Linked DNA regions of Homo sapiens: region 2 is linked to region 1. The links are chromatin contacts, found by Hi-C in ENCODE. All regions are on one chromosome and are shown on one strand. Each heading gives the region's core, a stretch centred on a gene start or an enhancer-like site at or near the end of the contact. The rest is flanking DNA. Distances are from core to core; before and after follow the strand shown. Region 1 overlaps EPHA5 (EPH receptor A5). Region 2 holds the start of EPHA5 (EPH receptor A5).

What was found. A loop is a pair of places that touch in the nucleus more often than their neighbours do. Pooled maps may share reads with other maps.
Region 2: a loop to region 1 is called in a map of endothelial cell of umbilical vein, with 6 times the contacts of the local background. The contact joins the promoter of EPHA5 here to the enhancer-like site in region 1. A Hi-C loop is called at or near these places in 3 of 168 maps with a recorded cell type or tissue (MCF 10A, PC-3 and endothelial cell of umbilical vein) and 1 of 50 pooled maps.

Annotation. Positions count from the first base shown.
Region 1 is chr4:65,505,761-65,510,957 of GRCh38, reverse strand. The region is part of intron 3 of EPHA5 (EPH receptor A5); the gene reads left to right. Among named protein-coding and RNA genes, the nearest start is that of EPHA5-AS1, 160 kb to the left of the region's middle. Within about 2 kb of position 2,642, at least 2 of the 41 ENCODE cell types and tissues checked have a DNase peak (open chromatin) inside an H3K27ac peak, as active enhancers do; they include endothelial cell of umbilical vein, where a contact is called at or near this core.
Region 2 is chr4:65,666,299-65,672,132 of GRCh38, reverse strand. EPHA5 (EPH receptor A5) reads left to right here and starts at 1,644. Exons shown (of 17, transcript NM_001281766.3): 1 at 1,644-2,571. The coding sequence starts at 2,391. It overlaps EPHA5-AS1 (EPHA5 antisense RNA 1), which reads right to left and starts at 2,172. Exons shown (of 4, transcript NR_034138.1): 1 at 1,460-2,172; 2 at 252-357. RefSeq lists an enhancer at 3,495-4,026.

The DNA of each region.
Region 1 (5,197 bases), core at 1,393-3,892:
TTCTTATAAGGCACAAGAGCCCACTCTCATGACCTAATGTGATCATATTTACCTCCCTAAGGACCCATCTTCAAATGCCACCAAGTTGGGAGATACAGCTTTTTGGAATTACCTATACTTGAGCATCATATACAAGTCTAGCATGTTTGTGGACTATGTCAGGCACATGCCAGTGCCTCAACAGTTATTTTCAGTTCTACAGTGATTGTGAGATATCAATTTTGGATTGAAGTGGACAGACACCAAGGCAGCTAAAACTCAATGACCATTGCCAAATCAATCATAGTAACCATCCTAATGTTTTAAAACGGCTATTGAGTGCTTAGTTTCTGCTGCCAGCAGTTATACTCACACACATACACATTCTGATTAAAACCTTTCAGAAATTCCACAAAAGAGGTGCTATTTTATGATAAGGAAATGTCAAGGGTCATATAGAAACAGTGTAAACTTATTAACACTGAATTCAAGTCTATGTGACCTCAAAGTTCACAACCAAAAGAGAAGATACTGTGTGATTACATGGACTGGAAGAGCTAGGAACAGGCATATGGAGAATATAGTAATTAAGAAAAACTAGTAAATTAAAGTCTTGCTAACAGAAGTATGTATCCACCGAGCGTAGTGGCTCATGCCTGTAATCCCAGCACTTTGGGAGGCCGAGGTGGGCTGATCACCTGAGGTTGGGAGTTCGAGACCAGCCTGACCAAAATGAAGAAACCCTGTCTCTACTAAAAAAAAAAAAAAAACACAAAATTAGCCAGACGTAGTGGCATATGCCTGTAATACCAGCTACTCGGGAGGCTGAGGCAGGAGAATCACTTGAACTCGGGAGGCAGAGGTTGCAGTGGGGGGAGATCTCGCCATTGCACTCCAACCTGGGCAACAAGAGTGAAACTCCATCTCGAAAAAAAAAAAAAAAAAAAGAAGTATGTATCATCTGAAATTGCATAGAATAGACTTGAAATGTCGTCCACAATGGTTAGAACATTTGTAAGAAGGCTTAGCTGTGTTACCAGATCCACCTGTCCTGAACTCTCAGATTTTTCACTTAGTGCTTTTAAGAATTTAGGCATATTGTCTAGCATTGTACTTATAAAATCGAAATTTACTATTCACTTCATCTGATGATTATGCTAATGAAATGATCTGATTATGCTAATGAAATGATCTGAATCAGTGTAGAATTTTACTCACTGAATGACCCTAGTGAACATGCTGAATAAATGTTAGTTTGCTTTATTAATGTGGCTACTGGTATTACTGCTTTGTCATAGGGTCGCAAAAGTGTGAATGTTCTGATAAATAGTGGCAGATTAGTAATCATAAAATAACAATGGAAAAGGAATATGCTTTACAATATAGTCTAATATGGGTTAAGATATAACCGTAAAGTTTAAGTTCTCATCTTACAAAATCAGGACACTGTTTTCTAACCATCCCTATAATCAGTCTTTTAGAGTTATTGTTTTCCTGGCTTCCTTTTTCTTCCCTCTCTGGCTTCTGCAAAAAAGCCAAGACCCATTCGGGTTTTGAAATTGATATCCCCAGATAGCTAGGACACAAATATAGACTCTGGGAGGGATTGAATATTTCTGTAGTAATAATTGTATCAAACAGGTCGAACAGTTAACTAAATGTAGATAAATAATATATAATACTATGAAATATATTTGAGAGTTTACCTGGTTGAAACTTTTAGAAATAAGATATGTTGTTAAAGGACAGTCTTTGCCAAGTTATTTTGAGCGTGAATTTTCTATTCTGTAAGTAAAGAAGTATGTCTCTAAATGTTGACACCTGAAATTGTTTAATTTAAGACCCAGTAGGACACTTGCACACTGAAAATTAATGGCAAATCAATGACTGCTTTTACCAAATGAACTTCATTAGCCAGTTGGTTTTGCTAATTTAAAGATTTTCAATTCAAAAGAGGAATATTTTATAGATTTGCACTGAACATTTGCAAAATGGCTTGATTCATTTTAATTCTCAGCATACAGTTTGAAGAAAAGTAGTTTAAAGCAACTGTATGCCCAATGCGTTCTCTATATTTCCTGTACTATATTTATATTCATAGATACAGATATGCTACTCCAAGAAGACTTTCTCACAATCAGGGATAGTTTTTTTTAACACTTCTTTTTGTTTTTAAGTCAAATTACAGTGTGAAAACCTTTATCTATATCTAGCTATCTATGCTTTTAAAAAAAACTGCATTGTCAATGTTTTGATTAAATTATACACAACCTGGGCAATGATTATCTAACTTAACTGGGGAATAAGTTTCTTTTTGTTGTAATTGTTGCTTGATTTTAAAGGAAAGAATGTAATCGTGAATGCTTTTTATACTACATGTAATGGTTTTATTCTTTATTCCAAAATAGCACATAGTTAATTGTACTTTTTTATTTTATGAAAGGGAATATAATTTGTCAGATACATAGGATTTTCTTCTGAGTTAATGAACTATGATACAATGCCCAATAGTACAAGGAGAGATATTCATGACTGAAAACATTACTTCTATCTTAGCAATCAAGGCCAAGACCTTGCATATCCTTTTATAACAATGTGTTGGTTGCTTTTGTCCCTAAATGGAAGTTTTATTGCGTTAACCACAACATACTCACTCAATGATTCATAGCTGGACTTATTTTATGACCGTATAGACATGAATTAATCAAAGCAGATCTCACTACTTGAGTCTAAAATAATGTATACTTCAAATCAAATACACAGGCCATTAAGCTTTTCTTTCAATTACAGAATAAATCATCCAGCTTATATTTAAACTGTGCACCCTACCTATCAAGGCAATAAACATTCATGTTAACACAAATATTGCTCACAAAAGCCCATGTACTAAGGAAAAACTAAAAGCTGAAATAAGGTTATTTCATGAGTATTTAGTTCATATTTTTCATCATATTTATATGAAACAAAGTAAAAGAGCCTAAGGGTCATGATATTGAATCAACTTGTACACAAAAATTATGCTTGCCTATATTGAGAAAAAACTATGAGTGGGGAATTTGGGTATCTATTAATTTAGAGAAAATAATATATGTTGTATTATCATAAGCAAATACTAATATTTTTGTCATGGTTTCAAGTGAGATACCATTCATCCACAGATTTCTCTTTTTAAAAACATTCCCGATTGTATATCTATAAAACCCCATCATCTCAGCCAAAATCTCCTTAAGCTGATAAGCAACTTCAGCAGTCTCAGGATACAAAATCAATGTGCATAAATCACAAGCATTCTTATACACGAATAACAGACAAATAGGGAGGAAAATCATGAGTGAACTCCCATTCACAATTGCTTCAAGGATAATAAAATACCTAGGAATCCAACTTACAAGGGATGTGAAGGACCTCTTCAAGGAGAACTACAAACCACTGCTCAATGAAATAAAAGAGGTTACAAACAAATGGAAGAACATTCCATGCTCATGGGTAGGAAGCATCAATATCGTGAAAATGGCCATACTGCCCAAGGTAATTTATAGATTCAATGCCATCCCCATTAAGCTACCAATGGCTTTCTTCACAGAATTGGAAAAAACTACTTTAAAGTTCATATGGAACCAAAAAAGAGCCTGCATTGCCAAGACAATCCTAAGCCAAAAGAACAAAGCTGGAGGCATCACACTACCTGACTTCAAACTATACTACAAGGCTACAGTAACCAAAACAGCATGGTACTGGTACCAAAACAGAGATATAGACCAATGGAACAGAACAGAGCCCTCAGAAATAATGCCACATATCTACAACTATCTGACCTTTGACAAACCTGACAAAACCAAGCAATGGGGAAAGGATTCCCTATTTAATAAATGGTGCTGGGAAAACTGACTAGCCATATGCAGAAAGCTGAAACTGGATCCCTTCCTTACACCTTATAAAAAAATTAATTCAAGATGGATTAAAGACTTAAATGTTAGACCTAAAACCATAGAAACCCTAGAAGAAAACCTAGGCAATACCGTTCAGGACATAGGCATGGGCAAGGACTTCATGTCTAAAACACCAAACACCAAAAGCAATGGCAACAAAAGCCAAAATTGACAAATGGGATCTAATTAAACTAAAGAGCTTCTGCACAGCAGACAGAGTGAACAGGCAACCTACAGAATGGGAGAAAATTTTTGCATCTACTCATCTGACAAAGGGCTAATATCCAGAATCGACAATGAACTCAAACAAATTTACAAGAAAAAAACAAACAACTCCATCAACAAGCGGGCGAAGGATATGAACAGACACTTCTCAAAAGAAGACATTTATGCAGCCAAAAGAAGACATTTATGCAGCCAAAAGACACATGACAAAATGCTTATCATCACTGGCCATCAGAGAAATGCAAATCAAAACCACAATGAGATACCATCTCACATCAGTTAGAATGGCGATCATTAAAAAGTCAGGAAACAACAGGTGCTGGAGAGGATGCGGAGAAATAGGAACACTTTTACACTGTTGGTGGGACTGTAAACTGCTTCAACCATTGTGGAAGACAGTGTGGCGATTCCTCAGGGATCTAGAACTAGAAATACCATTTGACCCAGCCATCCCATTACTGGGTATATACCCAAAGGATTATAAATCATTCTGCAATAAAGACACATGCACACGTATGTTTATTGTGGCACTATTCACAACAGCAAAGACTGGGAACCAACCCAAATGTCCAACAATGATAGACTGGATTAAGAAAATGTGGCACATATACACCATGGAATACTATGCAGCCATAAAAAAGGATGAGTTCATGTCCTTTGTAGGGAATGGATGAAGCTGGAAACCATCATTCTCAGCAAACTATTGCAAGGACAAAAGACCAAGCACCACATGTTCTCACTCATAGGTGGGAATTGTACAATGACAACACATGGACACAGGAAGGGGAGCATCACACACTGGGGCCTGTTATGGGGTGGGCAGAGCAGGGAGGGATAGCATTCGGAGATATACCTAATGTTAAATGACGAGTCAATGGGTGTAGCACACCAACATGGCACATGTATACATATGTAACAAACCTGCACGTTGTGCACATGTACCCTAAAACTTAAAGTAGAATAAAAGAAAATAAATAAATAAAAGGAAAAGTTCACAAAAAAATTCCCTTGGTTAAATCACTCTCAAAAACATAGTTTTCTGGCTTTTCCCTAAACTTAAAAAA
Region 2 (5,834 bases), core at 395-2,894, 160 kb before region 1:
GCTTGAAGATTGTCTTCTCCAAATTCCTCATTTTACTGATGAGGATACTGAAGCCTGTAGAAGTAAAGGAACGAGCTCAAAGCCCCATTAAACTCATATTAGTTTTACTACATATTTCTGGGCTTTAGATATCGTAGTTGGTATTCTGCTTAAATATTTTTAAGTAACTCAATTATAATTGTAGGGGAGAGGGGAGCTTACATTTTGAATGGTCCTCAAATAGAAACATAAATTTTAACTTTCCATCTCACCCGTGAGGCTTTTTGCCAAACTGAGAAACTGATTCACTGCTCTTCCTCTAAATTTGCTTCATCCATTCGGAGCACATTATAATAAAAAGAACCTGCTTTCAGACTTCTGGTGCCAAAACATTTCAGGAAAAAAAGAAATCAAAGATGAGCTTTCACCTCTTTACAAAATTGCATCACTGCTGCTTTATTCTTTCATCTTTATTGCAAATATTTAAACAAAAAACAAATGTCACCAGCTAAAGATAGTGAGGAATTTATTGTGGAGACAAACAAGGCTCTAGATATGTCAAAACTGGTGAGCTGACTCACCTTTATTAGGTGTGAACGGAAGCCCAAGCTTTACAGTGGTTACTATACATGAAATTAAATGAGATATCTTTCTTCTATAATCAGACCTTTCTGTAAGTGCTTTCTCTGCAGCCTTTTGTTTTTAAATGCCTGTGTACTAAAATTGTCCTTCAAATGTATCTCTTTGAAAGAATGAATAAATCGAGGGAATATACTAAAGCAAGAAAAGACATAATAGAGGTGAAGCATAGAAAGTTGATTGTTTTAACTGTTTTTTTTTTCACTGTTTGTAAATCTCCCAATGCTATAGGGCACAATCAATTAAAATAATTAATTTTTCAAAACCCTGAATTTATTTGACCGAGGCTAATTTCACTGGAATGTATGTCGTGTATCTGCATATCGTCCAATTTCTAAAATACTAAAACATTTTATCAATGAAATAAATGAATTAAATCGCCACCTATGAAAGTACCTGGCACACTACAAATCTCAATAGTCAAATTCTTTGACTCCTTGAAATCTCAAACAGAGCTACCGCCTCTTTATTTACTCTACAATTTACTTCTGAAGAAAACATTGAGTAATTATCCTATTCCAGCCATCAAAGTATGGGAAGAACAGAAAGAGTCAGCAGCGGTAAGCGGTATGGGTGTTTAAGAAACTAGCCACGGACCAGCAGAGCCTGCGAATGCGCGGCGATGTGACGACAAGGTTGTTGATGCCACAGCCTGTGAGGGACAGCAGGCAAGATGCCAAACGGAGGGACCCGCGTCTCTAAGGGCCGCCGGCTGAGCTGGGGCTGATCTCCCTTCCGCCTCCCGGGAACCCCAGTCCTCGCCAGCGTCGTCAGGATTCCTTGCCCTAATTATCCCGGGAGGAAGACGCGCCTTTCCCGGAGACCGCTAGGCAACACTCACCAAGGCAGCCTCCAGATTACTTCCCTCCGTGGGTGTGTGACTTCGTCGAAGCAACTCACACTTACAGTAGATTCTCACTGGCGAGGCTGCGAGCAGCAGAGGGCGGGGGAGCTGGGAAGAGGAGGAGGGAAGGAGGGTGGGAGGCGCTGAGCTGGGAGGCAGAGGAGACGCCGGAGCTCCAGACACAGCAGGAGCGCGCCTTGGCGGTGCAGTTTCAACCTCGACTTCGCAGCCGCGCACACACCGCCTGCTCCCCGAGCAGCGGGAACCGCAGCAGCTCCTGGGCCGCCGCAGCGCAGCTCCGCGCTCCTACCGGCCGGCAGCCGTCAGTCCCTCCCCTCTTCAGCACTCAGCCCGCAGCTATTTCCTTCTGCCAGTCTCTTTGAACTCTGGATCTTTGCTTTTGCTCGCTGCTCTCCTGTTTTTCATTCTCCACATTTTCTCAAGTCCTCTTTCTTTATCCTTAGCCACCCTGCTTTTTTCCTCCTTTTTTAAAAAATCGGAGATTTCGTCTTAAAATGATTTGCCTTCCTTACCTTCGTCCATTTCAACACTGAAGGCTGCAAAGAACCTTCACCTTTCCCCTAGTGGTATTTAAAAATTCTCAATCCGTAAAAAGTCTTTTTGAAAGGCAAAGGAACAGGACCCAGGACCCTCTCGACACCCTTGATCCGAGTCCAGATCTGCACTAGCAACCAGAACTAATATTTCATTTAACCCCACCAAAGGGGGAGGCGAGAGGAGCCAGAAGCAAACTTCAGCTGTCTCAGCCGGATCCGTGGTTCCTACATTTGGAGGAGCCGCGTGCCAGAAGGCGTAGGACCCCAAGGGGGGACAAGGAGGACTCCCGAGTCTCCCTTCGCCGCTCTGCGAGGCCGAAGCGGTGGACTGAGCCGCTCGGGACAGCGGCACCGGAGGAGGCTCGGAGAAGATGCGGGGCTCGGGGCCCCGGGGTGCGGGACGCCGGCGGCCCCCAAGCGGCGGCGGCGACACCCCCATCACCCCAGCGTCCCTGGCCGGCTGCTACTCTGCACCTCGACGGGCTCCCCTCTGGACGTGCCTTCTCCTGTGCGCCGCACTCCGGACCCTCCTGGCCAGCCCCAGCAACGAAGGTAGGGAGATGGGGGTGGGGACCGTGGCGACCTGGGGCGGAGGGGCTAGGCGGGGCCTGGGAGTTCAGGTCTCAGCGCGCTGGACGCTGCTGCTGCAGACTAAATCGCAGTCTCATCTCAAATTGGTATTTGTCGTCCCCTTCCACTGGCCTTTTCGCTCCCCTCTGCGGTTTTTGGTTGCATTGTTTGACGTTAGCTGCGGAGTGCTGGGCAAGGAACATGCGTGTGGACAGAGGCTGGTTGGGGGGCTGGGAAGGTGGAAAACCTTGGGGGAAAGGAGGTCGAGGCCTCCTTTGGGGAATGGAGGCCCGTTCCAGGGGGATGGGTGCGGCTGGGCCTCACTTAAGGCGCGTGGGGAAGTGACATTTCGGGCTTGAAGGAGTGGGAACTGTTGGAAGCTCAGTGACAAGGATCTCTGGAGCAGTGGGGCTTTTAGAAACCGTTATTTGAGGCCAGTGATGGGAAACGTTGTGGGGGTGGCTGGATGCTTTTATTTTTGGGGAAAGTGCCTGCTGGGAGCTGTTATTTAGGGCATCACCAGCTGCTATTCTGGGGTGGGTGGCAGGAGCTTTTATTTCTCGTGGGAGGGGTATAGCGAAGGACAGAAGGCGCCCCACACAGTTGGGTGCCCTTCTTCTTGGGGGAGTTCATTGTCACACTCAAGCCAAGGTGGAAGAAGGCGAGAAGGTGGGATGCCGCGGCAGGAGGGGTGAGGGGGAGTGTCGCTGCTAGGAAGTTGCCGCTAAAACCCACCTGGGCATGTCTTAAAGACGGAAAAGACCTGCTCTGGCCAGCACCTGATCCAGGAGTACCCAGTCCCCCTCCCTACCCCCAATCCTGTGCTCCAGACCCAGAATACTGTCCCTGCCTTTTTCTGGGAGAGTAGAGCTGGCGCGGGAGCAACACCTGTGTCGCTCTTCGTGCTCCCGGAACAGTGCTCAGCCCCTCTGTCCGCCTGCCTCTTGGACCTGAGACCTCTGCCTTTGGGTCCCCTCCAGCAGCGCTTGCTCCTCTCCCACACCCGGACTGAGCTCGGGTCTCAGCCCAAGGGCGCATTACTCGCGGAGGGGCGGGAACAGTATCTCAGATCCAGATCTGTCAGCTCCACCATGAAAACATAGAAAAACCTACCCACTTTGGCTAGAATGGTGAGGTTTCGGTTTGGGGCTGTGGATGCGACGCGTGAGGCTCAAAACCTTGCAGAAATTCCTTCCACTCCTGGGCACGGGACACTAGACCGGAAAGATGAAGCAGCAGTGGTGGAGTCGTGTGTGTCCTCGTGACTTGCATGGGTTCAGTCTCCGCTGTAGGAGAAGGCGCTGAGCTGATATCCCAGCAATGCCAGCTCTAAAGGAAGGGTGTGAAAGCAGGGCAGATAGAGGCTCCCCTGCCCTCATCCCATGAACTTTCTCTTTAACCTCTAAGTTTATTTTTTAAACGCTAATTAAAGGCTTATGTGTATTTATCTGCATTTATCTATATACATATATATAGCTATCTCTCATGCTTAAGCCAAACAATTGGGTATTTTCCCTTTCTGATAAAGTTGAAAAAATGTTTTTGAGAGTCGTAGACCTTTTATTAACACCTTATGTTAAATTCATTCTGTTAGACGTCTGGAGGATTATAACAGCTTTGGAGGAGGCTCTTTTATTAACTGTCTTATTCCACCGAAAGGGGCATCCTCGTTTGAATTTGAAGAGGTTTAACAGTAATATCATTCATCCTTTCGTGTTTCCGTTAGATTTCAAGTCCTCTCTCCAGGTGTGATGGAAGGGGAGAACTTAGGTGGAGATGAAAGGGAGTCGCTCTTGGTTAGAAAATTGGAAGAATTCAATTCTCAGGGAGAGTGACACTGAATGGGAACAAGAGCCAAGACTGTGCAGGGAGGAAGAGGCAGAAGGAAAGAGAAGGAAGGAGAAATAGCGCCGGTCTCCTAAGGTGTTGAAGGCAGAGCTGGAATCTTGTGGAACACAGCCTGGCTGTTGTTACAGATTTAACACCCACAGATTGTATTGTCTTACCTCATCTAGTCCGTCACACAGCAAAACTTGGACTACACGGAGATGGGGCTTGGGGATCTAATCAAAAATGAGATGTACCTTACCACCTGGTGCTCTGAAAAAAGCCTGCTGTTTGGGGCACATTTTGTAATATGTCACTATTATACTTAATTGGAAATAAAATTGTGTAAATATCTATGTCATTATCTAATTCATCCTATCTCAGCTGAGCAGTTTTCCATCTTTCCACCTAGTATCCTAGATCTTTATTTCTGCTCTGTGAAATATAGATTCTTCTCTTCTTGTTTCTCCATGCTATTGCTATAAATTGAGCAGCAGAGTGTATTAAAATATTTATTTATGCTAAAATATTCATAAAATGTTTGGGCTTTTTTAGAGATTCAGATTAGAGTTTTCCAATTTGTTTGTTTGCTTCTGGAGGGACTTTGGAAGGTCAGGGGGCAGAAAGATTTCATGTATATGCTGAACTCATTAATCACTTTTTCTCATATAATTTGACTTCTGCAATCTATAGATGCTTAGTGATTTCCCAAAGACTGTGTGTGTATGTGTGTGTGTGCGTATTATGAATGCTCCCATTATGTGAAAAAAAGTTTTAAAACATACAGAATAAATGTAAGTGTATATTCATAGCTGCTATTCTAGTCATTTCTTAAATTTAACTTTGTTAGATATAACCAAGCAGAATTGAATAGAAAAAGCCAAACATATATCTGGAATTTTGGACTGATATGAAATGTGTTTATTTGGCATGTTTGAATATGTTGGATAGCAGACAATAAGAGGAAAATTTACCCTTTAGTCTAAATTCTAAGCAATTTATAAGATAAATATATCCTTAGTAGTTTTAGTATATTAGTCATAAACTACATGTGAAAGGAATATTTGATCTACAGTATAATATTCAAAACTTTTTTATTATAAAAGATTTCAGAGGTATATTTAGAAACAGACTTGTCTCTGATCAAGCAGGACAAATATTAGCAAGTGTATCTGCAAGTGAAAATTTAAATAAATTTAGTAAGTAAAGGGTTCATGTCCACTGCTATGAATTTTGGAGGTGGCCCTGAACTTATTCAGTAGCTGCCACTTTTTGCTGTCTGGAGATATATTTGTAAACAAGCATTATTTGACAAGTGCTTTTCACAGCAGGGATTCTTGGCCAATTACTGCTGAACAGCCCTGCATTGAAAATGATTCACCCGCAGTGAATCAAGCTTAATTCATTGAAGCTACAGT